Linked DNA regions of Mus musculus: region 2 is linked to region 1. The links are chromatin loops, found by intact Hi-C in ENCODE. Cell type or tissue: left cerebral cortex. All regions are shown on one strand. Links, peaks and the distances in the headings refer to the core of each region. The heading gives the core; the rest is flanking DNA. Region 1 has its middle 20 kb from the start of Gm35740. Region 2 has its middle 12 kb from the start of Gm39137.

Region 1 (15,563 bases), core at 3,204-11,203:
TCCAACTTCGAGGAGCAGATTGTGTATGTGGAGGTAGAGAACAGGGCAGCAATTAGCCAAACAGGAGAAAGTTCTTAAACTGTCCTGCACTGGGTGCAGACACAAGGACGACATGAGCGTGTGATTCAGTGTGGATCTGTCTGTGAAATGTTCAAGGCAGAGACAGGTCTCCCCAAAGAGCCCTAGCTGCACCTGTGACAGGATCCTGACGTCACCTTCTTGCACAGCTGTCAGGGAAGAGGAGAACAAGACTGATGCAGGAGGAAACGTTTTGTGGATTCCAGGTGTTCTCACCAAGTCAGTCACTGCTGTCTCTGCTGCACCTTCTCAGTTCGGTCCCCAACTCCTCCCCATGCTCAGCACCCCACTGTGTCGCCTTCAGCCTGTCTTCTGCAGCATTCACTGCAGTCACACTCTGCACATTCCTCTTTCCATCTCTCTGGACAGCAGACGGTGATCACAGATATGCAGACTCTGCAGCCAGGCCACTTGGATTTGCATTCCTGAGACTGCCAACCACTAAGCCAGGGGTATCTTGGTTTCCTTGATTATAAGGGAAACTAACATTGGTACTTCATCCCAGGGATCATGTGAGGATGCAGTGAGTAACCACGGCTTAGAGGAGCACCTGGTTCTTGCAGGTGTCTCTGGGCAAGCTCTCCTCTCACTATCCTGTGGTCTGCACACTGGGAGTCCGGCTGTCATGCTTTCTCTTTCCCTGTTCCTCTACTGTGTGTTGGATGTTAGTATCCTTCTTCAATCTGTGAGCTTCTCAAGAAGAGAAATGTTTTTTCTGTACTGAGCCTCATCCTGGGTCTGGCAAACAGCACACGGTCGATACGTGAATGAGTAAATGAATTAAAAGTGGTGAGCAGGTGAGTAACCATAGACAAGGTTTCTTTCTAGTCACAGCTCAACCTCACTCCCCTCATAGAGCAGTTGAAGACACAGACTAATCCTGCTCCTGGGTGTATTCTTATAGGCAATAAGTATTGTGATGGTTTGAATATGCTTGGCCCAGGGAGTGGTTCTATTAGGTGGTGTGGCCTTGTTGGAGTGGGTGTGTCACTGTGGGCGTGGGCTGAAGACCCTCACCTTAACTGCCTGGAAGTCAGTCTTCCACTAGCCACCTTCAGATGAAGACGTAGAATTCTCAGTTCCTCCTGTACCATGCCTGCCTGGATGCTGCCATGTCCCCACCTTGATGATACAGGACTGAACCTCTGAATTTGTAGGCCAACGTTGTCTTTTATAAGACTTGCCTTGGTCATGGTATCTGTTTTACAGCAGTAAAACCCTAACTAAGACAGAAAGTGGTATCAGTGGTATCAGAGACTAGGGTATTTCTGTGATAGGCCTGCCTGACATGCTTTTGCTTAGAAGAATGTGGATTTGGGGACTTTGGATTTGGAAAGCCAGCCGTGGAATGCTTTAAATGGGGCTTAATGGGCTGTCCTAGTAGGAATATGGACGACTTTGTTACTGAGAGTGATTTGAATTGTGCAGATCTCGCCCAAGAGGTTTCAGTGGAGAATCTCAGTATGTGGCCTAGAGACTGTTTTTACGGTATGTTGGTGAGTGTGCAGGTATGACTACCTGTGTATACATGGCCCTCATTGTACTTAATGGGAGGAACAATATCCTAATTGTGTTTAGCAAGATTTTCTCTTGCTCTGGACGAGGTAGATTTTTAAATCAAGTTAGATGTTTGCAGCAGAATGGGCCTCCTGACAGCATTGGTGTACCCAACAGGTGACACTCGTGCTGCATCTGAAGGGCCATATCACCCTGCTCTGCCTCCTACAAAGGCTTGCTGCAGTGAGGGCAATTGTTCAATTGTACATACACGTCATGGGCTTGAAGCAGCCATACACTATTACCTGGGGTGCATTTCTAATTCATTTACTCTAAGCATAGTATTTATAGCCAGACTCTGAGAAGGAAGGAGTTGACTGACTCTCACTTGGGTAGCAGTATTGAAGGCACAGTATATGTGTCTGTGTCTGTGTCTGTGTGTGTGTTTGTCTTTCTGTGTATGTGACTCTGTATGTATGGTGTGTGTCTGTGTGTCTGTCTGTGTGTATGTGCTTTATATAAAATCTAAGATCCACAAATGGGAGAACTTGCTGTTTGTCCTTCTGAGCACAAATCATCTCACAATCTCCAGTTACTCCAGTTTCCCCACAAACACCATAATTTCATCTCCAGACAATATTTTTTTTAAAAAATGTTTTTCAAGATTCATATTACTTAAAATACTGAACAGTCTATAGTACAGAGAAAACACATTTTATCATCTGATACACAATCAGTATATAGATTAGATAATAACAAAACTGTCTATTAATGTATAAATTCTTAACAGTAAATCTGCTGTGAGTTGTGGGTTGTCTCTGTGGAGGAATGCTTACTGAACACACATGGCCTTACATTCTACCCCAAACACAACCATGACTCAATAACTTGCCTCTGTTTGAATTCCAGCATTCAAAGTGAACACTTATTCTTCACAATGGAGGAAATGTTCTGTCTACATTTCTCCACCATGGCTCTGTCGCCCTCCCCCACAGCCCTGCCCCCATCCCTCGCATCCATCTTTAGTTAGGAAAGCATCTTCTTTATCTTTACTTTTCATCTTGGGATGAAAGTTTTTCAGGTCCAGATTTAATTACTGTAGGCAAATACCGTACAACCACGTCATGACACAGTTTTCCATGTCAGCTGGTGTGACAATGGCTTCCAGCTCATTCCTGATAAATGATGGCTCTGCTATATAAAGTCCCTCCGGTTCCTAGGTTCCTAGTGCCACACAGGAACTTGTCATCCCTGCTCAATCACCTTTGAAACTGCAATCTCAAAAACTGGTGTGCGTTCATGCAGCTATAATCCCAGTACTCAGGAGGCTAAGGTAAGAGGATGGTATGAAGCCAGCCTGGGCTACATAGCAAAAACCAGGCCAGCCAGGGCCACAAATAAGATACTTTACACACACCCCCAATGACAGTCTGAAGACTCTACCTCTGATGCCCATGTTCAGCAGTCTTCACTCTCCTTGAGATGTCAAATGAACACACTCTCATTCATTCCTCCATCCTGCCCCTCACTTCACTCTCTGGGCCCTCTCTAATGAGTCTGCCAATCCAAACACTCTCAGCAGACTCAGCAGACACAGCCAAGCATGGTTCCAGCCCTCACTGAAGACCTCTGCCATGTTGGAGTGGAAGGATCTACTCACCTGTGAATTCCAGAAGAGGCGCTAGTGTGTGTGTTCAATTTTATGCTTGCTTTGTCTTCACAATGCCCGTTACATCACAGACACAGATGATGAAGACAGAAAACCCAGTGGGAACACAGTAGGTCTACATATGAAGCATAGTAGGTCTACATACAAAGCGTCATGGGTTGTTTATGCTCACAATGCAGATAGCATTATTATTATCTCAGCTCCTTTCGAAAAGAATAGATAGTCACATGGGGTCAACTGATGTGGCCAGCATAGGACTTACATCACAGAGACCAGAAAACAAAATGGCACATCCTGGCAGTAACTGAGTCAAGAGAGGCTTCTCAGTACCTCTACTACATCTGTAAGTCTCTGACACAATGGCTGAAAGAGGGTTGGGATGGCGGGGGGGGGGGGGGGTGGAGGGGCACTGGAGAGATGGCTCAGTGGTTAAGAGCACTGACTGTTCTTCTTAGAGGTCCTGAGTTCAATTCCCAGCAACCACATGATGGCTCACTAACATCTGTAATGGGATCAGATGTCCTCTTCTGGTGTGTCTACAGATAGCCACAGTGTGCTCATATTCATCAAATAAATAAATCTTTTAAAAAATTTAAAAAAAAAAAAAGAAGTAAAATTCAATAGCCAGTGGCTGAGCCAAAGCTCAGTGAGGCTAACCTACAGGAGAATACCAAGGCCTGCCCTGCACAACTACGACTCACTCTCCTTTGTGTAGCTCTTAGAACAGTGCTTATCCCTGGAGAGTCCATGAGACTAGAGAGGATACAGAGTGGAGATGTATCCCTTAGGCGGGAGGGAAAGAGAAAGAGGGAAAGAGTAGATCTTGCTGTATAGTGTCACTTCCATTTGAAGGATCTGGAGACTTGGATAAGCTGAATAATTTAGCCAAGATTAGGGTACTGGTAGCCAGGCATGGTGGCTCAGCACTTGCAAGCATGGTTGTTTATACCTGTATAATCTCAGCATCTGGGAGGTGGAAGTAGGAGCACAAGAAGTTCAGAGCCAGCCAGGCCTACACAGTGAGATTGGAGTCAGCATGGACTAGATGAGAGCTTGACTGGGAGAAGAGAACGAGTGGAAGGCATTGGCGGCAATGGCCACAGAGGCAGCCATCCAGCTACTTAGTAAACCACAGGAAACAGTATGGCCTCCAGCCACACTTGTCCTCTGGCCCACTGTCTGCCCTCCCTCGGTTCCCCACTGTGAAGGCATCATCACAAATCTGCCATTTCCCCAACAGTCATCAAGCTAAGAGAAACTTCTGGGAAGTAAATTAGCCCACAAATATCATCAGGACCACTACAGGGAGATCAGCACTTTGCACATCTAATGCATGTGTTTATGTAAATGGCGGTAAACAAGGCTGATTTACATCGGTGTCAGCGTGAGTTTTTGCTTGACTTTGCATAATGAATCTTAACCTTCAACTCTGGGTAGGTGAAATTTAGATGCAAAAGTCAAAGAGATGGAGGAACGCTTGCTCGCTTGCTCGCCTGAAGAAAGGAAGCAAGCAGCTCTGAGACCCGAGAAGAAAGTGGAGCAGAAGATCTTAGGATCCTAGGGAGACGAAGATGAGAAGACAGGTGCAGGTGGCTGCCCCCTGAGCAGCTGATGCCTTAGTTCAGTCGTTTCCAAAGTTTCTTCTCAACCCTGCAGCCAACTCTATCAGAGGAGGCCATGGTGGCTAAGCAGGGGACCCCTGAAGTGAGACTTCAATGAGCCCCTGAATCTCTCATCTATATCCTGGATTCAAAGGAGGCCCCGCATCCCTCCCTCCCTCAGAATACTAAGAGCAAACTGGAACCCAATGCCCCAGTGCAAATCGGATACCCATTCTTTTCCAAATGAGAGAAGGAATCAGCCCAGCTCGGTTCAGATTTAGTCCCGTGTGCTAAACACCTCTAAAGGCCGTAAGAGGTGTTTTCAGAATAACTCTGCAGGATCGCATGCGTATGTTCACAGGCATGCAGCTATGTGTAGAAACCAGACACTGACACCGCCCGCTTCCTCAATCACGCTCCACCTTACAAACTGAGGCAGACTCTCTCACTTGAACCCACAGTTGGACAGTTTTGCTAGCCTAGCTAGCCATCTTGCCCTGGGAATCCCCATGTCCATTTCTCAAGGGCTGGGATTTCAGGTGGGCCGTGCGGGCGCGCTGCCACGCCCACCCCCCATTTATGTGGTGCTGGGGGTGTGAACTCAGGGCATCTTGGTTTACGCAGTAAGCACTTTAAACACTAGGCCGTTTCCCCAGAGCAAAAATAACAAGACTTTTTTTAGTATGACAGCTAGGTACACACTGTGAAGCAAGAGCTAGACCTCTTCAGAAGGCATGGTGACTTCTGGTGGTCTGTCAGGAGCGTCTAATGATCACTGAGGCAGTAACACTGCATGGTAGTACACCATATGCTCAGAACTATGCCGAGTCCCATAGCTCATTTCCTCCAGAGAAAGACACTATCCTTCCCTCACGGGTTGGAACACTAAACGCTAGAGATTAAGCACCAGGAAAATTGCTCTCGGTCTTACATTAAAGCTGCTGTCTTCATGAGAATCAACTTGTTACAAGTGCTCTCTCTCTCTGCTTAAGATGATTTTAAATGTCATTAACAATAAACTGTAACACTGCACGAGGGAAAAAAAAATTCCTCCTATCTAAAACACACTTGCCACCTATAAGCAATTCTTGAAAGAGACCGTTTAAGCCTCATTAGAGAAAGATATATTTAATATATTACTTTAGTACATTAAAAGGGAAAAATAAAAGCAAAAGAGTTTTAAGCCTTCTTCAATGTATTTTTCTTTTCTCAGAGATATTAATGGTAATATATTCTTTTCCACCTAACTCTGTCATCTGCCTTGTTTAAAGAGCTGGGGAGACAACCTTTCCTAAAAGAATTCATGATCCAATTAAGAGCTATTGTTGCTAGGAACGTAAATCCAGTCGTGTAGTTAGGAAAGGCTCATCTGCTTCTGATCCCGGCTCTGAATGTTGGTAAATACACCTTGGGTTTTGTTTGTTTCTTGTTTCTTTGTTTCTTTGCTTGCTTGCTTGCTTGCTTGCTTGCTTGCTTGCTTGCTTGCTTTCACCCTCCTCATAAAACCCAAGAGGCTAGACCTGGATCTTTATTCCAGGGAATTGTACCATGGCTCTTGCCTGCTAAGAAAGCAGCCTCAGCAAGGCTGCTACCTGCCCCGTGGCGGTAGTAAGACAGCAGCGTTCAAAATTAAACGGACGCTTACAGAACTCGTGAAAGTATATGCATGAGCTTCCACAAAACCCAGAACTCAACGCGAAGCTGTGGGGAATCGGAACGACCAAAATAAAGTCGAGGCATGAGAGCAAACAGGCTAAGGCAAGTATCCTGGGGTTTCCTAGCTCTGGGGTAGCATCCACGCTGCCTTTCTAAAATGCTGCATGGAAAGAGTAATGCCAAGGTACTATCCTTCTGACCGTCTGCATTTTCTAACTTCGTGATTCGGTGTTTTCTTGCCCCGCTCAGGCTCACTTAATGCCTGGTCCAGTTTGTGTTCTCATACTTCTATGCTACAGTTCTGTGTCACAGGCACCTGCAGACACTGGCTGCAGCGCAGCTTCCCCTTGCACTCCCGTGCGGTTGGCACATGGCTTTGGCTTTGCCATTTCCAAAGCATAGCAGCGCCACCTAGTGGCCAGGTTCAGAACTGCCGACTCGTCCTGGTCTTCGTAAGGGCTCTAGTCATGCACACATCTTGTGTGCACACAGACCGTCCCTTATGTTGGGTTTCTGTGAAGAAGATAATAAATATATAGTTAAACCGTAAATACATAATCGCTAAATATATAGACAAAATATATACTCAAAACCGCAAATTTCTCATTAATAATAGTTAAATGTCTTGTACAATTTCACACGGACTTTTCTAAACTTTTGCAATATCTGGGGGCTGATGCAAGACCAGGCACGTTTTACCTAAAGACGATGTATTTCAGGGATAAATTAATTTTTTGGAATTATACCGGGGGATGTGCATACTGATCTATGACTCACCTGCCCTAATTGAATTATTTTACAAATTAATAGGAGATAGTTCCGGGATTAATTGCCCCTCTATTACTTATCTCTTAATGAATTTTTAGAAAATGTTAACTGTATAGACTTTACGAAGAAAACGTTTTTCCATTAATCCTTTCTCGAGCTAGATGTTTCCTGGTATCCTACCAAGTTACATGGATGGGATAATTTTTAAAACATGACAGATGTTGAGGGACTCTTTGTAAAGCTAATCCACTTGTCACTGAGATTCTTTTTACTTAAGTCTTCAGCCTCCTGGTTCCTTTAGGCTATAAATTACATCTTTAAGTTATTTCCCTGTCTCGGTTCTACAGAGGACACCAGTGGCGGTACCAACAGTCTCATTTAAATTCTGCTTGCTCCGAGTCTCCCCTGTTATTATTGCCCCGTTTCTAGACTGTCAAGGGAGCTTGTAGGCATACTCGTCTTGCGCCAGCACGAGACTCTAATCACTTCTGTGTGTTCCCAACAGCTTGGTGGCCTGAAAGTCACCAGGCTGGGTGATCAATATTGAGAACACGTAGTCAAGGACTGAGGGTGTAGCTGTTAGTGTCTGGGTTTGCTTAGCATGAATGAAGACCCTGGTTCTATCCCAAGCACCTCATAAAACAGGCATTATGACACACAGCCGTAATCTCAGCCTTCAGGAGGTAGAGGATCTGGAGTTCAAAGCCCTCTTTAGCTCCATAAGGCCAGCCTGGGCTACCTGAAACTTGGTCTCAAAAAAAAGGGGTGGGGGGTGGTCTTCAAAATTCAGACACTAGGCAAAATGTCAGCTTCCTAAGCTTTTCCTTCCTCGTCAGAGGCAGTAAGGGCCCACGGAGTGATTTTGAATGTCTGCTCTTGAGTAGCAATTGCAGACTTGTAAAGGTGTGTGTCAATACATAGATTTTCCAACAGAAAGGAAACTGCATGAGGAAAGGATGACCACCCAACTGTTAGTGGCGGTGCTGTACATGAACCCGTCTTGTGTCGCAGGCAGCAATCTTATCTAACCTGTTTATCCTGAGCTCTCCAACCGTGCAGTGTCTGGGATGGACTTTGAAGTGGACTTAATGTTTTGTAGATCCCCTTATTAATTAGCAAACTCAATAATCTCTAAAGCATACTGACATTTTATGTTTGCGTGATCTTGCCTTGTGAGAACTTAGTCTCAGCAGCTCCTGCTAATTGCACTCAGCTTCAGTCCTTAATCCTGGCCTGAACGTGGAGTGGGTTTGAATGTATATGTCCCTCACGGGCTCCTGGGTTCTTTTTTATCTATTTTTTTATTAGATAATTTCTTTATATACATTTCAAATGCTATCCCGAAAGTTCCCTATACCCTCCCACCTGCCCTGCTCCCCTACCTACCCACTCCCGCTTCTTGGCCCTGGCATTCCCCTGTACTGGGGCATATAAAGTTTGCAAGACCAAGGGGCCTCTCTTCCCAGTGATGGCGACTAGGCCATCTTCTGCTACATATGCAGCTAGAGACACAAGCTCTGGGGGTACTGGTTAGTTCATATTGTTGTTCCACCCATAGGGTTGAAGACCCCTTCAGCTCCTTGTGTGCTCTCTCTAGCTTCTTCATTGGGGGACAGGCTCCTGTATTTTAGCACTGGGTTCTACAATTCTGCAAGCTTCAGGAGGTGAATTCTCACTGGAAGAAGTAGAACCCCGAAGACCCTGGAATTTTATAATTCAGCCCCACTTCCTTTTCACGCTCCTGTTCCTGTATGGATACAATGTGACCAGCTGGCCTCCTGCTCTGCCACTGTGCTTCCTGTGTAGATACAATGTGACCAGCTGGCCTCCTGCTCTGCCACTGTGCTTCCTGTGTAGATACAATGTAACCAACTGGCCTCCTGCTCTGCCACTGTGCTTCCTGTGTAGCTACAATGTAACCAGCTGGCCTCCTGCTCCTGCCACTGTGCTTCCTGTGTAGATACAATGTGACCAGCTGGCCTCCTGCTCTGCCACTGTGCTTCCTGTGTAGATACAATGTGACCAGCTGGCCTCCTGCTCTGCCACTGTGCTTCCTGTGTAGATACAATGTGACCAGCTGGCCTCCTGCTCCTGCCACTGTGCTTCCTGTGTAGATACAATGTGACCAGCTGGCCTCCTGCTCTGCCACTGTGCTTCCTGTGTAGATACAATGTGACCAGCTGGCCTCCTGCTCCTGCCACTGTGCTTCCTGTGTAGATACAATGTGACCAGCTGGCCTCCTGCTCTGCCACTGTGCTTCCTGTATAGATACAATGTGACCAGCTGGCCTCCTGCTCCTGCCACCAGTCATCCCCACTATTCTTCCCAGTCGTGATAGACTGTGTTCCCTTAGAACTGTAAGCCAGAATATGCTGTCCTCCCCAGATAACTTCCTCTCAGGTACTTGGTCACAGTAACAACAGAAGTAAGAAAAACACACTACAAGACTGTCTGTGGGTTCTGAGAAGATGCTTTGGAGTGAAGGGCATAGCTTACTGCAGAGTTTTCTATCCATTAGCCACTGCTTGTACATCTCTGTTCATGTCTCTGTATTAATTTCTTATTGCCATTGTGTATAGCAAGCAGCTACAGATTTAATGGCCACTTCAGAGAACAGAAATCCATCATGAATTTTTCTGGGCTCAAATTCTGAGTTCAAATTCTGGTTCTGAGAGCCAAGTTCCTACTGAAAGTCCCACAGGAGCCCCTGTCTCTGACATCTTCCAGTGTCTGCGGTTCTTGACTTGTGAGCCTATGCATTTACCTTCTGCTTCCACAGCCACATCCTCTTCCTCGTTTATGGTCTAGAGACCACCCTGAGCTCAGTGAGTCAGTAAATTTGTCCATCTCAAGGTCACACCTGAAACTACACCTGCAGGGTCCAGTCGGCCATGAAGGCAACTTGTTAACATCCTCCAGGAATTATCTAAGGCATCTCTAAAGACACTGTTCTTTGACCTGCCAAAGTACTTATCCTAATGCACCAAAAAATATATATGTGTATATATATATATACATACATATATATATATATATATATATATATATATATATATATATATGCACTTGAGGATACTTTCCAAAATAATAAGATGCTTTTAAGCATTCTGAATCCACTTAGCTCACTATGTAGTGGACAGTTTAACCAGTTATATTTAGTGGTAAACCTCTTGCGGTCCTTTACATATGTTCTTTCATTTCATGAGACTTGGAATTATGTACTTATATAGGCAGAGGTCTGGGCCCTGCCCTGGCTGTAACTTTCGGTCTTGGTAAGTTATCTGACCTGTCTGACTCCTGAGCTGTCTTACCATATATGCAGTCAGTGAAGACCATGCCTCCGTGAGGGTTTGCTGAGGGGTTAAATGTGAATATTGTTGACCACAGTCCCTGGCGTACAATGTATATATTCACTTCTATGGCTGCAATCTGTTGTGAGAGCCCATTCAATGCACCACCACTGTCTCAACCACTAATGCCCTCAACTGGAGAACCTGATAACACAGGACAGCTTCTCTGTGAAGGCAAGGGAAGCAGGTGTCAGCATTCTTGAAATGAATTTGCTAACATGTTACACCACTTCCCTTTTCCATGCCCAGCAGTGACTCTCTGTTCCACTCAAAAGTTCTCCTTGCTGTCTTCGCTGAAGAGGGGGTTTGTCCCTGTTAGCCACATGGCTGGGTTAGCCTGGTCCTCTGTTCTCACCCCACTGTTCTCACATTGCTCCTAAGTCCAATGCTCCAGTCCTTCCATCAGATAACTTTCTTCATCTCCTTTGTCCAAACATTACCTTGCCAGTGAGGCCTATGTTTATTGCTCTATTTCAATTGCAGACCCCTCCCCCCACTTCTGCCACAACCATCCCCTAACCCCCTCCTCTGCTTAAATATTTTGTGTAGGATTTGTCTTTAAATCGCATATTATATTCCATTTACCTTTTTCCAATTATTAAATATGACTCTTGGCTAAGATACTACTTTCATAAACATAAAGATTAACGTAGCCAGCCCTGCCTAGTGGCACACAATACTAGCTATTTGCAATCCTAGGTAATTTATTTGAGATCCTATCTTAAAATTTCAAAACAAGAAAGAGAGACGTGGCTGAACAGTTAAGACTACTTCTTCTCACACAGGAGCATGTTCTAGTCCCAGCACCCAGAGGACAGCTGGGAAAGTTCCAGGGCATCCAATGCCATTCTTTACCTCCATAGGCACCTGCACACACACACACACACACACACACACACACACTGCACATAAACCCATAAAGCTGTCCATACATACACATAAATACAAATACATTTAAATTCTTAAAAAGAGGCCAATATCTAACACAATGGAATAGTGCTTGTCTTAGTTAGGGTTTTACTGCTGTGAACAGACACCATGACCAAGGCAACTCTTATAAAGGACATCATTTAATTGGGGCTGGCTTACAGGTTCAGAGGTTCAGTCCATTATCATCAAGGCAGGAGGAGCATGGCAGCATCCAGGCAAGCATGGTGCAGGATGAGCTAGGAGTTCTACATCTTCATCTGAAGGATGCTAAGAGAATACTGGCTTCCAGGCAGCTAGGACAAGGGTATTAAAGCCCACCCCCACAGTGACACACTTACTCCAAGCCCACACCTACTTCAACAAGGCCACACCTCCTAATACTGCTACCCCTTGGGCCAAGCATATCCAAACCTTCACAGTGCTGGCCCTGGCATATATGAGGCCCTGAGTTCAATATCAATATGAATAAAAATTAATTAATGCATATTCACAGTAATCAGAAACTAACCAGTACATATTATGTGCACACACACAAAAATGTATTTCCAAAACAAATGATAGGGCAAATGATAAATAATGACGTGGATTGTTGGTGCCAGTCTTTCCTGTTGTCATGTTTTTCCTACTATATTATTTACTTTTCTGTTACTGTAATAAGACACCATGACCAGGGCAATTTATAAAAGAAAGTGTTTACTTGGAGATTATAGTTTGAAGGTGTGAGTGCATGACCATTATGACAGGGAGCATGGCCCTGGAAGAGTGGCTGAGAGCTCAGATTTTGAGACACAACCACTATGAGGCAACGTAACTAAGAATGGTTCCCATATGGAGGCCATTCTCACTCAAATCACCAAACCGACTTTACAGCCCCAGATGTTATTCCTAACTACTAGACACCCAGCAGGTAGTGTAAAATGCAAAGTTTTTAGAAACATTTTGTCAGTATTGTTACCTTCACACAAATGAAAGAATGCTCAGATCTGGTTTGTGGCCACTCTCATAACTACAATAAGAAAGAAGCAGATGTGGGGAGATGTGGAAAGACAAGTGCTCACAAAGCTACATGGAAGTAGAAACCGTGGCCACTTCGGAAAATACAACAGTCTCTAAAAGAGTTAAACACGAAACTTTCTATCTGCCTTGTCCGTTCAACTCCAAAGTGTTCACTCGGGAAAAGTGGAAGCACGGAAATAAGACTCCCATTATTCCTAAGACTGAAAAACTGGTACCAATCTTGTCGCCAGATGGGGAGTGGATAGACAAGATGTGTACCTACACAGTGGAATCCTATTCAGTGATGAAAAGGAGTGAGCTGCTAGCACACACAGACAGGACTTTACAAGGCGTGCTGGGATACCACCAGACATGGTAGAGTAAGGACATCTGAGTATCTGCTCCCTGAAAACCTGACTCAGCAGACAGAGCACAGCTGTCATCAGAGAGGCTTCATCCATCAGATGATGGGATCAGATGCAGAGACCCTGTACTGGCTAGTTTTGTGTCAACTTGATATAATTGGAGTTATCACAGAGAAAGGAGCTTCAGTTGAGGAAATGCCTCCATGCGATCCAACTGAAAGGCATTTTCTCAATTAGTCATCAAGGGGGAAAGGCCCCTTGTGGGTGGGACCAGCTCTGGGCTCGTAGTCTTGGTTCTGTAAGAGAGCAGGCTGAGCAAGCCAGGGGAAGCAAGCCAGTAAAGAACATCCCTCCATGCCCTCTGCATCAGCTCCTGCTTTCTGACCTGCTCGAGTTCCAGTCCTGACTTCCTTTGGTGATGAACAGCAGTATGGAATTGTAAGCCGAATAAACCCTTTCCTCCCCAACTTGCTTCTTGGTCATGATGTTTGTGCAGGAATAGAAACCCTGACTAAGACAGACTCAGAACCAAACATCAGGCAGAGGTCAGGGAGTCTTGAGGAAGAGTCAGGGGAAGAACTGAGAGAGCGAGAGGGGTCAAGGACACCACAAGAAGACCTAAAGACCCAACTAACCTGGGCCCATAGAGGTTCCCAGAGACTGTGCCACCAACCAAAGAGCATGCATACTCTGTACCTAGGCCCACTAACACATGTGTAGCAAACAGATGTACAGCTTGGTCTGAATGAGAGTCCCCCAACAACTGGAACAGGGGCTGTCTCTGACTCAAACTCCTTTGTCTGCCTTTGGACCTCCTTCCCCTAGCAAGGCTATTTTGTCTGGCCTCAGTGGGAAAGGACACACCTAGCCCTGATGAGACTTAATGTGCCAGAGAGGGTTGGGACCTGGGGGCGGGGGGTGTGGAGAGAGTGGGTGGGACTCCCTTTCGCTGAGGAAAAGGGGAGGGGGGAATGAGGGAAGAGGGGAGGGGGGAAGGGGGATTAGGAGAAGAGGGGGGCTACAATCGGGATGTAAAGTGAATAAATAAATTAATGAGAAAGAAAAGAAAAAAGAAAAATGGACACAAATACTATCCACTCTGGGGATGAGCCAGAGACCTGCAACAACCAAGATATATTTATTTATTCAAGGGAAAACAGATCATTTCAGTTAGCGTTATGTCACAGTAAGTGGGCTTACTCCCAAGCCCCTTGCTCCAGCTGTGCAGAAACCATGAAAAGCAATAGTCCCTTTCAAATAAAAAACAGCAGCATAGCAACCACTGGAGAGGAAGAACAGGTTTGAAGCCTCCCAAATTCCCCATTCCCAGAAAACTGTGACTATTCAATTCACACGGTGGTGCCCTGTACATCTCCTCTCACAGGGTCTCTTCTTGCACGATCTTAACGGAGCCCTGGCTTGGTAAAATGGTCCTGCCCCAGGGCTTTTGGCTGAAGATAATCAGAGATGCTTTTTAAATATTTATATGCACATGGCATTACTATCAAGAAATGGAACAGAGGACTGGGCAGAGTGGGCACACACTTGTAATCCCAGCACTCAGGAGGCAGAGGCAGGTGGGTCTCTGAGTTTAAAGTCAGAAGGATCATCCGTGAGTTCCAGGACTGCCAGAGACACAGTAAGGCCCTATCTCAAAAAGAGGGAGGGAGGGAAGGAGGGAGGGAGAGAGAGAGAGAGAGGGAGGGAGAGAGAGAGAGAGAGAGGGAGAGAGAGAGAGAGAAAAGATCTGAGCAAGCAGGAGGTAGGTAAACTTCAAGGCAAAATCTTAGCCAGGTGGATGGAGAGAGCAGGCTTCATGATGCACACAAAGTCCCTTGACAGAAACGGGGAGGTCAGCGCCAAGCAGTAGCAGGCAGTGACAAGAACAAAAACAAAGGGAAAAACTACTCAATACTCTATATAGATCCAGTTTAGAAAGTCACTAAACAAGTCCATAGCAACCACACACAGAGAAACGAGCTGGCTTTGATACCGGAGGTGACATTACATAATCCCAAATGTCCAGGTTTCAACAGACAGTTATCGACAAAAAAAGAAAGAAAAGAAATTAAGTTCGACTCTCACACAAGGGGCATGCTCAGTAGTCATTGGGCAAAGGATTACCCAGTCCTAGACAAAGTGATTTTTGTGTTCTCTCTCTCTTTTTTTTTAAGTATGTGTGTGTACTCACAGCGCACATGAGGACAGAGAATAATTTCAAAGCTCAGTTCTTTTTCCTCCAACCATGCAGGTTCTAGGATCAAAGTCAGCTTATCAGTCGTAGCAGCGAGTGCTGTTAGCGAGTGTGATCTCCTACCAGCCTCACGAACAAAGGTGCAGTCAACTATTTTGCTAACATTTTGAAAAGATGTCTTACTATGTAGCCCAGCCTAGCCTTGAACTCATGATCTTTAACCCTCTGTCTCACAAGTGCTGAAGTTATAGGCATGGATCTCCTAGTTTATACAACTGTTTTAAATAAGTCCAAAGAACTAGGAGCTTGTATATGAAAACTTAAGAAAAAAATGAGATGTTGTCTCATCAAAGAGAGAGCATCAAGAAAGAGGCAGACACTATGAAAGAAAACCAAACATTCTGGAGGCCCCATAGGAGAAACAAAAATATGGACCAACAAGGACGCTCCCCCCTACCC
Region 2 (15,563 bases), core at 4,643-12,642, 1.0 Mb before region 1:
GAAGAACCTGACATCCTGAAAGGTCAACCAGAGGCTTGGTAGGTCTTGTCAATAATTTCCTTAAAGAATGGAGAAACAGAAGCCTAAATTAAGGCCTTTTTCATTCTACCCTGCTGCCTCCAGGGAGTCTACTGAAGTGTTTCTGATATTTCAAGACTTTGAATGAGCTTGCAGGAAAGATGAGATCTAATATCAGCTTAAAACATGAAAAGGCATTCCAGGCAAAGAGGAGAAGCAAGTGGATAGATTCAGGGGGATATCTGCCCAAAGAATTCTATCAGATGATAAAGATTATTGTAAAAAAAGTTTCCAAGCTAGGACAGAGGATTGTGAACTTCTGACTAGTTGCACTATGGCAGAAGTAGGGGCAGGGCCAAAATCTAAATATAGGGTATGATGGGTGATCAAGACCTAAGAATCACTGCAACACAGTCCCAACCATCTTTCTCTATGTGTCACAGCAATTCAGTTTGTAACCAGCCTTTTGACATTTATATTTAACATTATTATTATTATTATTATTATTATTATTATTATTATTATTATTATTTTGCAGTGACAAGGCTCAACAATAGTGTCTTTTACGTGCAATGAAAATGTTCTACCACTGAATGATAGCCCTAGCCCTCCAACTCATATCGATAAGGTCATGGGAGCCCTGTATCAAAATCATTGGTACTAGTGATGACCAGCAAGTGCATAAAAATATCAGTGTCAGGAAAAACCATGGGGAGGCATGTAGGCTAAAGCCACAGTGAGTACCAACAGACCTTCACCAAAATGCTTCCTATCAGAAAACCCAGGAATGTACCTCTGGGATGCCTCATTCGGTAAAGGCACATGCTGACAAGCTTGATGACATTAATTTGACTCAAGGAATCCACAGGGAGGACACAGAGAACTGACTCCTACATATTGTCTTCTGATCTATTCTCATCTGCCATAACATCCAGGTATATCCATTTCTAAAAGAATGAATGAATGAATGAATGAATGAATGATAAAAATCACAGAGCACTTTAAAAATACCTGGAAAAGAACAAAGGCATCAAGGATGAAGAAACAGTGCATTCTTCACACTATTACTGGGAGGGTAAATAAACATGGCCATTGTGTGGATGATCCTCATTATGACATTACAAATATGTCTACCCCATGATTCCTGCCCCACTCCTGGGTAGAAATTCAAATGAAATGAGTACAGTATATAAATAAATAAATATCCATGTTCATTGGTATGGCATTCACAGAAGCACAAATTTAGAATCAGCAATGTGTCTGTTCTCAGATGACCGAGCAAGGAAGACATGTAGTTCAAAGGTAAGATGGAATGCAATTCAACTACCCTGCCATGTACAGCCTCAGGATGGAGAAGGAAGATACTGTGTCTGTGCTGAAATAGAAAAAAAAAAAAAGGCAGAGGATCAAGTGTCACATATTTCCTCTCATCAATGGACACTAAACGTATTGGTTACATGTAAGGTGAGAGTTCATTAGAAATCACCTGAGACTAGCCAGGAGCCGTATTGTCAGGAGGATGAGGTGGGGATGGAAATGAAGCTGCGTGGTGCAGTTAGCAGATGAGATGATGCTAATGTTTACAGTGTGGCAAGTGACTATTGTCTATTATTAATCAGGCATTTCAAAACAACCACGGGAGCATTTGAAGCTTTGCAATACAGGTAATTAATAATATTTGAGGAGATGCAAATGATAGTTACCTTGATTTGATCATTACATACTGTGGTTGTAATAATGTGCCCCAGAAATGAATACAATTATGGTGTCAATTACTTTAAAACAGAAAAGAAAAAAAAAGTAATCTCTGCAAACCATAAGGAGTTGACAGACTCTCACATTCCATATGCAATCACAGCAGTAAAGGTCCAACCACATCCTTCCAACCCACTTTGTTTTTTGTCTTGCGTTGCCTCAAGTGTCATTTCACAGGCTTCAGAGATACTAGAGGAATACAGTCCTGAGCCTGTTGGATATTAAAGTGAGGAGAAGAAGTTAGGGTATCTTGGCACTTCATAACTTACAATATGTATTTCTACAGGGCTTGAGGATGACTGTGGATACAGGAGGCACACCCACTTTTTAAGGACTGTGTTATATTTATTATGTATGCATGTATGTCATGGTGTGTCTATGTAGGTCAGAGAGCATCTTTTAGGAGTCACTTCTCCTCTTCCAGTGTGAAGGCACCAGTGCTTGAACTCAGCTCCTTAGACTTGGTGCCTTTGACTTTGAGCCAACCTGCTGGATTATTGCCTCATGCTTGCTGGCCTCAGCAAGCTGTTAGATAGTGGGTGTGACAGGAGAGGTAGAGTGGAAGGGAATGAAATTTGAATAACTAAGTCTGGAACTAAGCTGCTGGAGGCCAGGGACAGTGTATATTCTGTAATACCATTTCATGTCACTGTATCCATTCCATTAATATCCTCATGGTTCTGGTAGTACTGCTTGCCTAACCTACCTGATGGCTTATACAAAGTACACATAACTACCATAAGAAGAAACTGATTTTTTAATAATTATATTATTACATTTTTCTTTCTTTATTCTGCACAGGAATGGAGTGTCCCTATGCCCTATCATGGGTATGGGGTGAAGATCACAACTCACAGGAGTCAGTTTCCTTCTTCTACCACGAGAGTACCAAATTCTGTTTCTCAATCTTGGTGATCAGCATATTTATCTACTGAGGTATTTCACCAGCATATGGATGCTAGCTTCATTTCTGTCATCATGATAAAACATAAGGGCCAAAAGCAACCTTGGGAGATAAACATGTCATTTTGTTTACAATTTCAGGTCATAGTCCATCCTTGAGCTCAAAGCAGGAACTCAAGACAGGAACTTGAGAACAGGCCTGTTTGTCATGCCAACTGCATATTATTTCAGAACAAGGAACTTACTTCACAATAAAGAATGTACAGAAGCAAGCATGGAAGATGCTATGTGATAGCACATAGTCTGTCTTATGCTTAGCTGGCTTTCTCAGACAGTTAAGGAGCACCTGCCTAGGGAATGGAGCCAACCTCAGTAGGCTGAGCCCACCTATATCAACTAGCAGTCAGGGCAATCTCCCACAGACACAAGACAATCTGATCTACATAATTGTCCACTTTAGGTCCCCCCACCAGGTAAGTCTGGGATCTGTTAAGTAGACATTTAAAGCCAAACAGAACAGTAGTGGAAATACTGATTTAAAATTAAAATTGTTACACTAGTATAAGCTATTATTATTTACATGGTCAAATTTCATTAATATAGATTTAGAAGTTACTGCCATGCATTTGACATCATAGATGTGGAATCCTAGATCATTGTAAACAAGTGACAACACTGTAGCCACTAGCAAGGTACCATGTTGACAACTGTTTACTGTTGGCAAAATACTATACATATTTGTTAGCATCTTAGCTAAGCTAAAACCCAATAAGAAGAATCCAAAATCACTAATGAGTACAAAATCCTCACCTTAAAGGGAAGTTGAAAGAATCAAGAAATTGCCTGGATCTGATTGGTTTGTGGTAACATCTGTGGTAGATTGCTTTGATTGCTAATTAAGTATCCATTGCCTATTGTGGGCAGCCCACTCCCTTGGCAGGTAGCTCTGAACTGTGTAAGAAGGCTAGCTATGTATAAGCCAGCCTGTGAGTCATTAAACACCATTCCCTACATGGCTTCTGCTATACTCTCCAGGGGTTGGAGGGAGGGAAAGGAGTGCCTCTGGTCTGAGTTAATGCTGTGTGGAATAGCAAGCAGGCTTGATTTCAAGTTCCTACCTTGTTTAGAAGCACATGTGCATTATTGCCACTGGCCTTGTACCTTCCCCAGCATCCTTCTCTACAACAGGGTTTTGAATATGTACCTTTGACCTCATCTCACCCTCCAGAGAGCCTTGGGTTATGACTTAGATGTGCTTTGTGTCTGTCAGAATTCATGTCCAAGCTTAATTTCTCAAAGCCACAGTTCTAGGGGACTCGAGTCTTGTAAGATAATTATATCATGGAGCATCGCCACCATTGTGAACAGATTAATGTCTTCCTTAAGAGACTGAGTCAAGTTAAGTCTCACTGTCCTGAACTAGTTACTACAAATGCAGCTTGTCATAAACTAGGTGACCCTTGTTTCAGCTTTTTTTACATGTGCCTCTAGCCCATCTTACAAACCTACCTGTTATATATGCTGTCACTCATATTATGACATAGCACAGGCTCTTGACGGATGCAGGTGTCATTGTCAACTTCACTGGTTCCATAACTCTCATCTAAAGAAGCCTCATTTATTCATAAATAAACTAGCTTCTAGAGTTGTTGGAGAAACAGAAAGCCAAATAACACACCAGGGTTAAAAAAATAACAATTTATACACAAGGAAATGAAGCTGGAAGGATAGATGTCCCTTCCAAAGCCACACACTGTAGCAATGTGTAAGTACCTCCTGTCTAAGGCTGCAGCCCTTGTCCTGTGTAGATCTATGTATTAGTTTTTGTCAGAGACAGCCTTGAAATGAGCAGATTTCAAGAAGTCATGATGGGTTTGTTACACTGCCTAAATAATTGAAAGAAAAATCTGCAAACAGCACGATAAATCACATTCCCACAAGACTCCAAGAATCCTAATCATTGAACAAAACAGAGTGGAACATTTAAATATTATAAAATAGGAGTTTTAATGTTTGTGAACAGTTCCTGGTGGTGGAGTGGGTGACCAAACTGCAGGCAGATTTTAGTATGTACCTGTGATTCCCTCTTCAAGGAGATTAGGCCACAGTCCCTGAAATGTTAAACCATCCTAGCAGATGCTTTATTTAGGGAAAAAAAGGCAGGAATGATGTTTGTTTCATTGTCTTGGGAAATGCTTCATGTTTGTTTAGAAAAATGAAACACAGGAAAATTTGTGAATAGCCGCCAACACCATTGCAAAGGGAAGGGCCTGAGACAGCATCAAAGAGAATTACTGCTTTTCACCCCAACTCATACAGGATGTTGATTTGATCCCTTTTGCCTGCCAGGACAAGAATGTCCTTTATCACAATTCTGGAGCTGGGTGACGTCTAGCTCTCGGTGTCAAAGTGACTGAATTTCCATCACTTTTACGAGGAAGTAATTCTCCACCTAGAAAATCCTGCTAGGAAAGTGCAGTCCTGAGAGTCTAACATCTGACATCTTTAGTTTTATCAGTGTTAGAGGAAATCCTGTGCTTATGGGATACAGGGCATCCTAGCCTCTTCCAGCAGGCAGGTTTTCCAGGATAGGCGACTTTGATCACTATGAGGTGTTCATTTGTGTATGGAGTGAGTTGGGAGACCCCAGCTGATACTGGGAAACTGTTGGTTTTACATTGGATACAGACCCCTGTTCAGTGTTCTATCTTCTGCTTGGGAAGCTAAGAAAACCTTAAATGGATGTGAAAAGAGTGAATTAAGTCAATGTGAGTGTGTGTTATCTGACAGGGGTACGGCCATGTAACCGACCCCAGTACCCAAACCCATGGGGATGGGTAGTTTTCCTTATATGTGTGAAGCACAAAGAGATATCAAAACCTCCCCCCTCAGACCAAAAAATGTTGACAGCATCTGCAAATACCAGTGTTTTGGAATGAGTGAGCAGTGTGTGCAAACCCAGCAACTTGAGTTTTTTACTCCCAGGTTTTTACAGCCCCAGATCGCTCCCTTACAAAAACTTCCTACCCAGACAAGCAAGTCCTCCCTCTCTGCTGTACACTAAACTCTCTGAGGTTTTTGGGTTGTACAGTAGGTGCCAATCCAACAGAGCAAGTACAACCCACCTGATCCAAGCTCTTCTGTAGTATATGTGTAGATGGCTGCTCGCTCTTCATTCTCATGCCACTCAGTCAGTTCACGTCCAAAGCATCTCAGGACAAAACATCTGCAGCAGTCTGTAACCCTACTCAGAAATCTCTTCTGCTTGGAGATTTGTTTATGTTGTAGATGTTGCAATGGTTTGAATAGGAATGGGCCCCAAGGACTCATGGGTTTGAACGTCTGGTCCTTAGTGTATGACCTTATTAGGAAGTGTGGCCTTGTTGAAGGAAAATGGTTATTGGGTGCAGGCTCGAGGTCTCAGATGCTCAAGCCAAAGCCCAGTGTGGTAATCTCTTCCAGCTTCCTGTGGATCAAGATGTAGAACTCTCAGCTCTTTCTCCAGCACCATGTTTACCTGCCCACTGCCATGTTTCCAACCATGATGATAAAGGAGTAAACCTCTGAAACTGTGAGCAGCCCCAGTTAAATGCTTCCCTTGATAAGAATTGCCATGGTTAAGGAGTCTCTTCACAGCCATAAATTCCAAATAAGATAGGTAACTAGGAGTCTAGGAACTTCTTGGGGTTAGGTCTTTGACCAGCAGTTCTGTGATCTCAGATCCTCTTTAGGAGAAACACCACACAGCTTCTCTTTGGGAGAACTTTAATGAGCCATTGGTTGTTGGTTTAATTCTTGGATCTGGGTATTATAAACTACATCACCTCAGTGCTATGGAATTCTGCTGACATCACTTCTAGAGTGGCCCATCTCCAGGCTCCTTCTTCCCCCTCTTCAGAGAAAGGAGGCAATGTACTGCGTGGAATTGGAGAGTTCCTTTGTCTTTGGCATTTCCAGTTTTGCTCAACTGTGAGATGCATTATACCCATATCTCCCTAACAAATAGCTAATTTCCAAGGAATTTCCAAGCATTTTGAACTAATTACAAAAAAAATGCTCAAAAAACATTGCAATGTTTCAGATACGTACACATAAGTGCACACACACACAAACACTTTTAAGCTAAAAGCTAGGTATAAATCTAGTAGATTGATTTCAGATCAAAAATTTAAATGACACTTATAAGTTTTTGGTATTCTCTAGTCTGGTCTGAAAAGCAGTTAATTTAAATACATATTGATGGTCAGACTGGAGTACTATTATATGGAATTATCTGAGGAGAGTCTCTGGGTATCATGCCACTTGCCATCATTGGTAAACAGGATTCAGACTATACTGCCACATTCTGTTGCTCTGACTGTAGCCCTGGATCTTGCTGTTATTCCGCAAGCCACACTCACACTCCTTTGAAAGTGAGATTTATCAAACTCCACACATTTAACTCTAAAGTGCCCCCATGTTTAATCTCGTAAACACTCTCACCTCTGTTTAAATGAGGGCCCAAAAATCATTCTGGCCAGGAGTTGGGGATTTATGCAGAACTCTGCTAATATCTGTGAATTCACAAGACTCAATGTGTCGCACCATGATGGTTGTTGAGAGTGCAGAAAAAGAAGAAGCAGACATATGCATACATGGCTCCATGCCTGAAGTTTCTCCAACATGAAATTTCTTTTTTGCCTCTTGCCAAAGCAAGGGAGTATAGATGGAGAGCATGAGGCTTGTTCTTGGTGAAGAGCACAAGTGCAGAGCAGGTCTTGGACATTGACAGATGTTAGCTGTGTAGAGAGTGAGAGGACTTGTAAGTATAAGATTTGAAAGTGGAGAGAGAGAGAGACAAGAGTGCTAACATTAAAGATTAGAGTGAGCATGTGAAGGAAGATGTCACAGGTATGCATGTGTGTGCACACATGTGCATGTCCTTATACATAACTGCATGTCTGGGAAAGTACGTGAGTGGGGTATGGGCTCTTATTTTGTAGATATTCCTTGATTATATACTGATTCTATTAAACCCTTTTTTTCTTACTGTATTCCTTACTGTGTTGCTAAAATTGACAATTTTAGGCTAGTTAATCTATAAAGGAGAAAAGATTAGTTTAGATTATGGTTTTAGAAGTTATAAATCCAAGATTAAGTATTTGCATGTGGTGAAAGATATCTGAAAGGGGGGTGCTACTACTCCAAAGCTGAGTATTATAGCTTAGTGAGAGGTTTTTTGTTTTGTTTTTGTTTTTTTGTTTTTTCCATAAAGAAAGCAAGTGTCCCAAAGTTGCAAAAATGTGCCTTGCAACTGTGACCATGAGGGTTAGGTAGTGTGCACATAGGTTTGGAGCTGTAGCTAGAGACATAGTTGCGGCATGTTTTTGTTATTGTGAAACATCTGTTGTGCTCCTATGAGCACTGTCTTCCTGTCTATTGAGACCACTGGCATTTGTGTGCATGCCAGTTTGAAGACGGCATCCTCTGCAGGAACATATCACATATATCACACATGTCTTCTGTTGATGCCTGCATTATTGGGTCTTCCTATATCAATTAGAATCAAGCAATCCAATACATATTCATACACCACATACATACATACATACATACATACATACATACATACATATATTCTCCTTTAGACACACATCAAGTAAGAGTTAAAACTAACAGACATAGTATTTTTTCACACAGGGCTTCTAAGAATGTGAAAAAGTTTAGTTGGGACCTAAGGGTGGGGCACTGATTAAAGAGAATTAATTCTCTTCCAAGAAAGACAGTGATTAGTAACTTCTTCTTTCTCCATGACATGAGGGAAGGACATGAACCAAGAGAGGGTCCTTTATTAAGGCAAAATCTATTAAGAGCTCAACTTAGGAACTTCTAAGCCTACAGAACCACTACAAGATGGCTTTTTGAGTTACGCAGTCTGCAGTGATATAGTATAGCAACAGTCCATGTGTCTAAGACATGCGAGGTGTTCTCTTAAGTAGTCAGGAGCTTTTCAAACCTTGTTCCATCCCTCTGGTTAGAATACCAGACCATCTGTGAGGATTCTAATTGCTGGACACTGGAATGATGGAAGAGCTACTTTATAGTCAGAAGAAGAAGAAGTGCACTGTCATTAAAGATATGAATACCACGCTGCCCATAATCTTGAACTGCAAATTACTCAACCTAAGAATTTCCTTTGAAATTGGTCTTTTAATGTGTACAATCCAGGATTGTGTCTTTGGCTGACTATAAATCAAAGTATGGTGCTATTTCTAGATGAATTTGCTACCATGGCAACATGTGTGAGGTCACTGGGAAAGCCCCATTGCTATGCTATGTGCAGGGTGTGGGCACACATTTCTTGCAAGATGGGCAGAAATGTCAAGTCCTGAATGAAAAGAGGTAATACTAGATGCATAATTAAGCAATATTGATGGCTAATTATATCATTTTTACTTACTGATTTCTGGCTTTCTGAAGAAAATACCTGAGCGCGTGGCTGCTGAACAGCTGGAATTAAGGCACTATTATAATATTGATTAATACACATTTCTCAGAGGTTAAACAACCAACCACTGGCTTCTGCATAAGTAGCATGGGGCAGAACAAAATGCAGAACTATAGTTGATAAGAATTGTAAGCACCAAACTCCTTAAATTCTGCTGCTTTGGAGGAAGTAAGTAAGAGCTCACTATTTAGTTACAACAGAAATCTCTGGGATCAACCAAGCTAACACAGGGCCTACAGATCTCAGCAACCTCCACACTTTCCCTTGGACGTCAAACTTCACTTTCTCAACTGCAAGCATCTAGTTGTTTTGCCAATAAATTCAGAGCTTTAGTGCTCTCTGTGTTGACATTTAGCCCACAGAGAGAATGCACAGATGTGCCCCCCCCCCCGCCCCCGCCCCACCAGACCTCAGAGTCATCACATCAGGAGAGATTTTTATGGGCAGACTCCTGAAAAGGTTGCACTAGTTGCTGTCTTAATTACACCAAAGAATCCCCTTATCGCTGGAAAGGGAACACCCCATTGGACCCAGGAGAGGCCTGTTTGCTGTGAGGAAAGAGTAAGTCATTTCAAGAAGCCTCATCAAGGCCGGTGCGTCCACTTCTAGGCTTTGAGCTTTGGGCATGCTCCCATTTTCCTAACAGCAGCACGATTACACATTCAGCTGACCAGCAACCCTCCACCCACCCCGGGATCATTTTTGGAATCTGCTGGGATCTGAAGAACTGCATGCTCTTACACTTTCCAGCCACACTCTGGGAAAAAAAAAATGCCCGGTGATAATCGAATTTCCTTAAGAAACAATCCTCTGCTTCTGTCTGTCTTTTTCTTGGGATTGCACCTGACAGACTGAAGCTCCTATATCAGATTATTATGTCACAGCTCAGGTATTTGTCAAAACAGATTCTTTCCTGCCCTTCATATTACCTTTAAGTTGTGCTGTCTCGGGGTGCAGACAAAGCCAAACTCTACTGATGAGAAAAGTTGCTGTGAGGAGGAGCAGAGGTCTCTGGGAGAGAAATGTCACACCCAAGGACTACAAGAGAATTCATTAGATTGCCATCATTATCACATGTGTATGTGAAATGTGTGTGTTCCCATGCTCATTCATGGATATGTTGGTGCATGTCCAATTTTAAAGAAGTTAGCTAAAATGGGAATTCACTAGACTATTGGCATGCTCATGTATCCATATGAAATGTGTGTGTTTGCTCCTCCATTCATGGATGCTTGGTGCACATCCAATGTTAAGGAAGGAAGCAAAAATAGAAAGAAAAAGAGACAGTGAGAGTGTGCTTTATTCTCTCTGTTAACATAAGGGGAACAAGAATGAACAAGAGGATGGGGTAGAATCCATACTGGGAGGAACAGCAATGCTGGTCCTGTGCACACAAGCCCAGATATATTTTCATCACCAAACACATGATGGATGGTTGAATAATGTCTGAAATCTTCCATGAAATTTGAGGATACATGCCGCATAGGCATCACACTTCAGTAGACATCATATCACTGTGAAATAGTAGACTCGTGCTGCCTCTCTGAGCATATGTACAGAAGTTTGGGGTCCCATGCTTCAGCGTAGGCAGGATGCAGGAGAGGAAATGGAAGAGAGTCAACACTGTCTGCATGATTTGTAGACCCCTGTACACAGTAAAAATGAGACACTTTTCCTGTAATTGTGAAGAGCTTAAAAACAAGAAGAAGGCATTCAAGTGAGTGTGGCACCTCTGCAGACCACGCTCTTGCAGCTTCGGGAGAAGCAAGCAGAACAGGCATCAGATCTGTGTAGCCAGAAAGATACCCAGAGGGAAAGTGGTTTGAGATTCAAAGAACAGCCAGTAGCTCTGGGCACCCTGCTTTATAAGATGTAGTGGGGCGATTTTCTTGATCTCGATGCAAGGAACAGTTTTTGAAAACCACCAATGCTTTATCTTGTTGCTAACATCTTACCTAAAACTTAGGAGGGAGAATCTCTCAGTAGAGCCAGACACTGCTTAGTTGAGCATGGGTCCAGGCACTTCCCCGGATTTCACTGAATTTCCAATAGAAAGACTGTTTCCTTTTGCAAGCCCAAAGTAACTATGGGCACTCCAGATAGTATGCCTGAAGGAATTATCCCTGCTTTTAAAATATTTCACTAGCTACATCATTGAGTGTCTCATCACATCTAACAGAGTTCCAAGCTTAATCCACTAATTGGGAACTGTGCCATTTTCCATCTCCAGTTTGTTGTGTAAATAAGAAACACTCATGTAACATGTTGTAGTTGCTTATTATAAAGCTGATCATACACAGCTTTAACTGGACATATTACTTTCTACATTTCAGGCATGTTTATGGGCTCTGAATAATTCCCAACTTATGAATGTAGTTCATGGGTTCTAGGAATAATGGTTGATATTCTCTCTCTCTGCCTCTATGTCTCTCTGTCTCTGTCTCTGTCTCTGTCTCTGTCTCTGTCTCTCTCTCTCTCTCTCCCTCTCTCTCTCTCTCTCTCTCTCTCTCTCTCTCTCTCTCTCTCACACACACAGAGACACACACATACACACAAACACACACATTCACACATAGGAGACAGAGTTCAACTAGTTTGTGCATTATAACAGATCAGCTTTCAATGAGTAGACTCATACATAATTTGTAATCAATAATGATTTTCTTAGCCACAAGTTCCACATGAGTATAATCTGTCTCCTGCTGAAATTTAGACAGGGGTTTGAGTGACTAGAACCTTAACCTGTGGTCAGTCTTCTGGAATACACTGCTTCTGATAGCCAACTGCCCTTGGAGCTGTGAGTTAGGGAAACACACTTGGTAAGTAGAGAGTGGATCCTGAAGGAGAAGATCCCTCGTCTTGGGTGTCTCATGCCACTATCTTACATTTTGCCTTCTCTCCTCGTCTTTCTGACTACACCACTGATATTTATTGAGAACAGGTGGAAAGCCCCTTATCTGAGCTTCATATCAATTTTCCACTGTGCCTTTCGAACTACCCTATAACTGCAACAGGGAAAAGGAAAGACTTAATTTCCAGATGAAATGGGGAGGATGAAATATTTAAGTATACATGAATAACCCATGTCAAAACAGTCATTGATTCTGGTATGATAACCTCTAAGGGAGAATTAACAGGTTGTAATGTTCGTGTGCTTTCCAGAGTTTTCAGAAATTGGAGAATCAATAGCCCAGTTTCACTTTGTTAACATAGCACTTACCAAGTTCATTAACCAGAAATCTCCTTTCCAGTTGAACATTTAGGAGTATACTGGGCACTGCTATCCAGATGGATCAAGGCAGGCCTTTTGCCTTAACTACTGCTAGGACTGAATAACAGAGAGTGGCATTACTATCATGAGCTATAAAGGGATAGATAAACCCCAGTGCCTTTCTTAGGGCAGTTCACACACAAGAGAGGAAGTGTTAGCATGCAAGCTGGGCATTCTACTCCCTTGGAGGGCTGCTGTGAACTTTCAGATTTTTAGAGTTCCTGGTTTCCACTATGACTTATTTCCACACAGCAGAAACGGAGACAGTATTGAAATAATAGTGGATACAATAGGAAAAAATAAATAAATGAAAAAAAAAAAAAAGAAATCAAATGTAAAGTCAAGTTCCTGGCTCTGTCCACATGGATATGTACTATGGAGCTACATATGGTGACTGCAGACTGCATTTCAGGCCCCACTTCACTCCAGCTCTAGGTGCCACCACACATGTGGCTAGTGTGGCCTTGCTTGCCAACCAGACATTGGCAACTCAGAGTTTATCTACCTTCTCAGACACTGGTGGAGAGTTGAACAATATTGCATTTTCCCAAGTGTCTGCTGTAACCTTCCCTGGCAGATTCTTGGTGCTGCCAAAAGTTCCCCAATCGATTTCAAGGAGTTGACTTATATCCTTTTATCCTATCAAAGACAATACATAGTGGCTGCCATTCATTCTGTGTGCTCACCTTCCTTGCCCCTCCCCCTGCAACATGGCTTCATCTACTAACTCTATTCTGCCAGGTTTTGCCACTGACCCTCTTTTGATTGTTGTTATCTTTTACTCCTCTGTTTTGAGTCGGGGTCTCCTAGTATGGAACAGACTGTCCTGGAACTCTTGGCAATCCTCCTGTCTCAGCTTCTTGGGTACTCAGATTTCAGGCATGACCTACCACATGAGGGGTCATATGCCAATTGTGGACACCATGTTGCTTTCTTCAAAGAGCAGTACAAAGACTGTTGGCTGTATAAAAAGATGTTGTTTCTTTATTTCTTTTAAAAAATCATACACCCAATTGTATTTTTAATATCAGGGATAATGAGTATTACTTGTCACTTTGCTCATTGTCTTGGGAAGAATTTTAAAGTCTAGATAATAAGATCATCTGTTCTTTTCCAACAAGTCACCCTCGGATGGTTCATTGCTTATCAGACCTCATTACAGCTACCAACAGCAGGTGGTTTCAAGGATTGATGGTCTGCCTTGTGACTGAGAGATTCAAACACCCAGTGTTCATCCCCTCCCTCCCAAACAGAAACTAAAATAAGGAACATCAGTAAGGTGGTGGTGTAGAGTGAGATTGCCTGTTGTTTGTATTTCCACTCAAGAGCACAAGCATGTCTCTGGGGATGAAGGTACTTACATCCAGCAGCTTTTATAGAAAGTTAAGGCTAAAGCTTGGTGAACCCTCACCAAGAGCTCGGTGTGCTCCTGGGAGGCTTCAGAATGGGAGCTGTCATTCCCACTGACGACTGAACTTCTCTGGGGAGCTTTAAACTATCCTGACACCTTGTCTTCAGTCCCCAGACACTCTGAGTTAATTGTTGACTTGTTCAGTGGAGCATCCCAGAGGCATGGGGATGCTTCTAGCATGCCCAGGCACATCCATACTGCATTATGATTAGAACTCTCATACCTGGGCTTAAAGGTGGGCCTTGTTCTTGTCCAGGCAATCTCACCTACTGCTCAATAATCCATGGTGCTTTGGGGATCACTGTGTATAAGACGAGTTAGTTCTCTGTGGGGGCTCAGTCCCCCATCACACTGATTCTTTGTAACGTCAGCAATCCCCCATCAGACTGTAAGCTGTTTTTCCACTGTTTTTTTTTAATACAATTTATAAAAAAACTTGATTTTATAAAGGCAAGAGCTACTTATCCTAAATTAGCATCATGGACTTAAATTCAAGATGTAGTCCCTGCTAACATGGAACCCATGGCAACCCTCTAGTCTCAGCCTTCTAAGGCCTGGGAGTGTAAGGGTATACCGTTATGCCTTGCTTAAATTTCTCATTCACTTTGTCAAAGTCTATCATAATTTTGTTTGTTATTTGGGGGCCTGAACAGAGATTTTGTTTGTTATTTGGGGACTTGGGCACCACTGATTTTCTTTCACTTCCTTGGCACATGTATCTCCAGCCTTTCCCTACATTTCTAGTCTGGTAGCAGTAGGAAGATTGGGGTTAAATGCCATTCAAATATTACCTAAAATGTACTTTTCTTGGTTTCTAGGTTCTTATCTAAAATGTAAGTAACTTAGATGTCTTTGCTCATGCACTTCCACTGGACATACATACACACACACACACACACACACACTGCACACACAAAAAAGAGAGTTTTCTTAGCATAGGATATTGTGTAAATGATTTTAGAGCTTTATTATTTCTTCATATGTAGTGTTTATATTTGACATGTAATATATATTCTCTATAGGAATATGTATAATAATTTATTATTAAAATGTTTATAACATATACATGCTAAATCAAAAGCTATAGTGAGATAAATTTCTCTTCATAGAAGTTTTTGTTTGAAATTTGTATTATTCATTTATAATTATTGTAGGTCTACATGCTTGTTTGTGTTCACATGTGTATGCACATCTGTGTGTAGATATATGTAAATATGGATAAGAGGTTACATTGAGTGTATTCTTCAGTTGTACTTCATATATTGAGGAATCTTTCTTTCTTCTACATGAAGTTTGTTGTTTGGATTATCCTCAGATAGCCAGCTTACTCTGAGGATCCCTGTTTCTGCAGGAATTACATCTAGGTTACTATCTTGCATGACTTTTACATGGTCTTTGAGTTTTGATCCATACTTATACTGCAAATGCTTTACTTGCCTAACCACATTGCCAGCCTATTGCCCTGCTTTAATTAACACTGTTTTTAAGAATTGTGTTTAATCTCATGAGCAATGACTATAACCAACTTTTCCTTCCGTCCTTTATGACATCCTTCAGTCGTTTACTCGTTTGCTTCCTGTTCTTCTATGGGTCTTGTTTCTTCCGTTTTTCTTTCCTCTCATTTTATAATTTTAAAAATTTGATGACTGACTGAACTCTCTCTTGTGAAGTCCACATTTACAACGTGACTGGGTTATTAGGCAGGGTCTTTAAGGATA

The links. A loop is a pair of places that touch in the nucleus more often than their neighbours do. Peaks named below come from ENCODE experiments on the same cell type or tissue, not always from the same donor. Only the 100,000 strongest peaks of a DNase experiment are listed, where the experiment ranks them.
Region 2: a loop joins it to region 1, with 6 times the contacts of the local background. A loop is called at or near these places in 2 of 42 quality-filtered maps.

Annotation. Positions count from the first base shown.
Region 1 is chr8:18,557,935-18,573,497 of GRCm38, forward strand. No RefSeq gene overlaps it. Among named protein-coding and RNA genes, the nearest start is that of Gm35740, 20 kb to the left of the region's middle. In left cerebral cortex, for the core only: a CTCF peak has its summit at 6,924 (motif pointing left); DNase peaks (open chromatin) are centred at 6,552 and 6,911; H3K4me3 peaks cover 416 bases.
Region 2 is chr8:17,542,111-17,557,673 of GRCm38, forward strand. No RefSeq gene overlaps it. Among named protein-coding and RNA genes, the nearest start is that of Gm39137, 12 kb to the right of the region's middle. In left cerebral cortex, for the core only: no CTCF peak of the experiment used is centred there; a DNase peak (open chromatin) is centred at 8,972.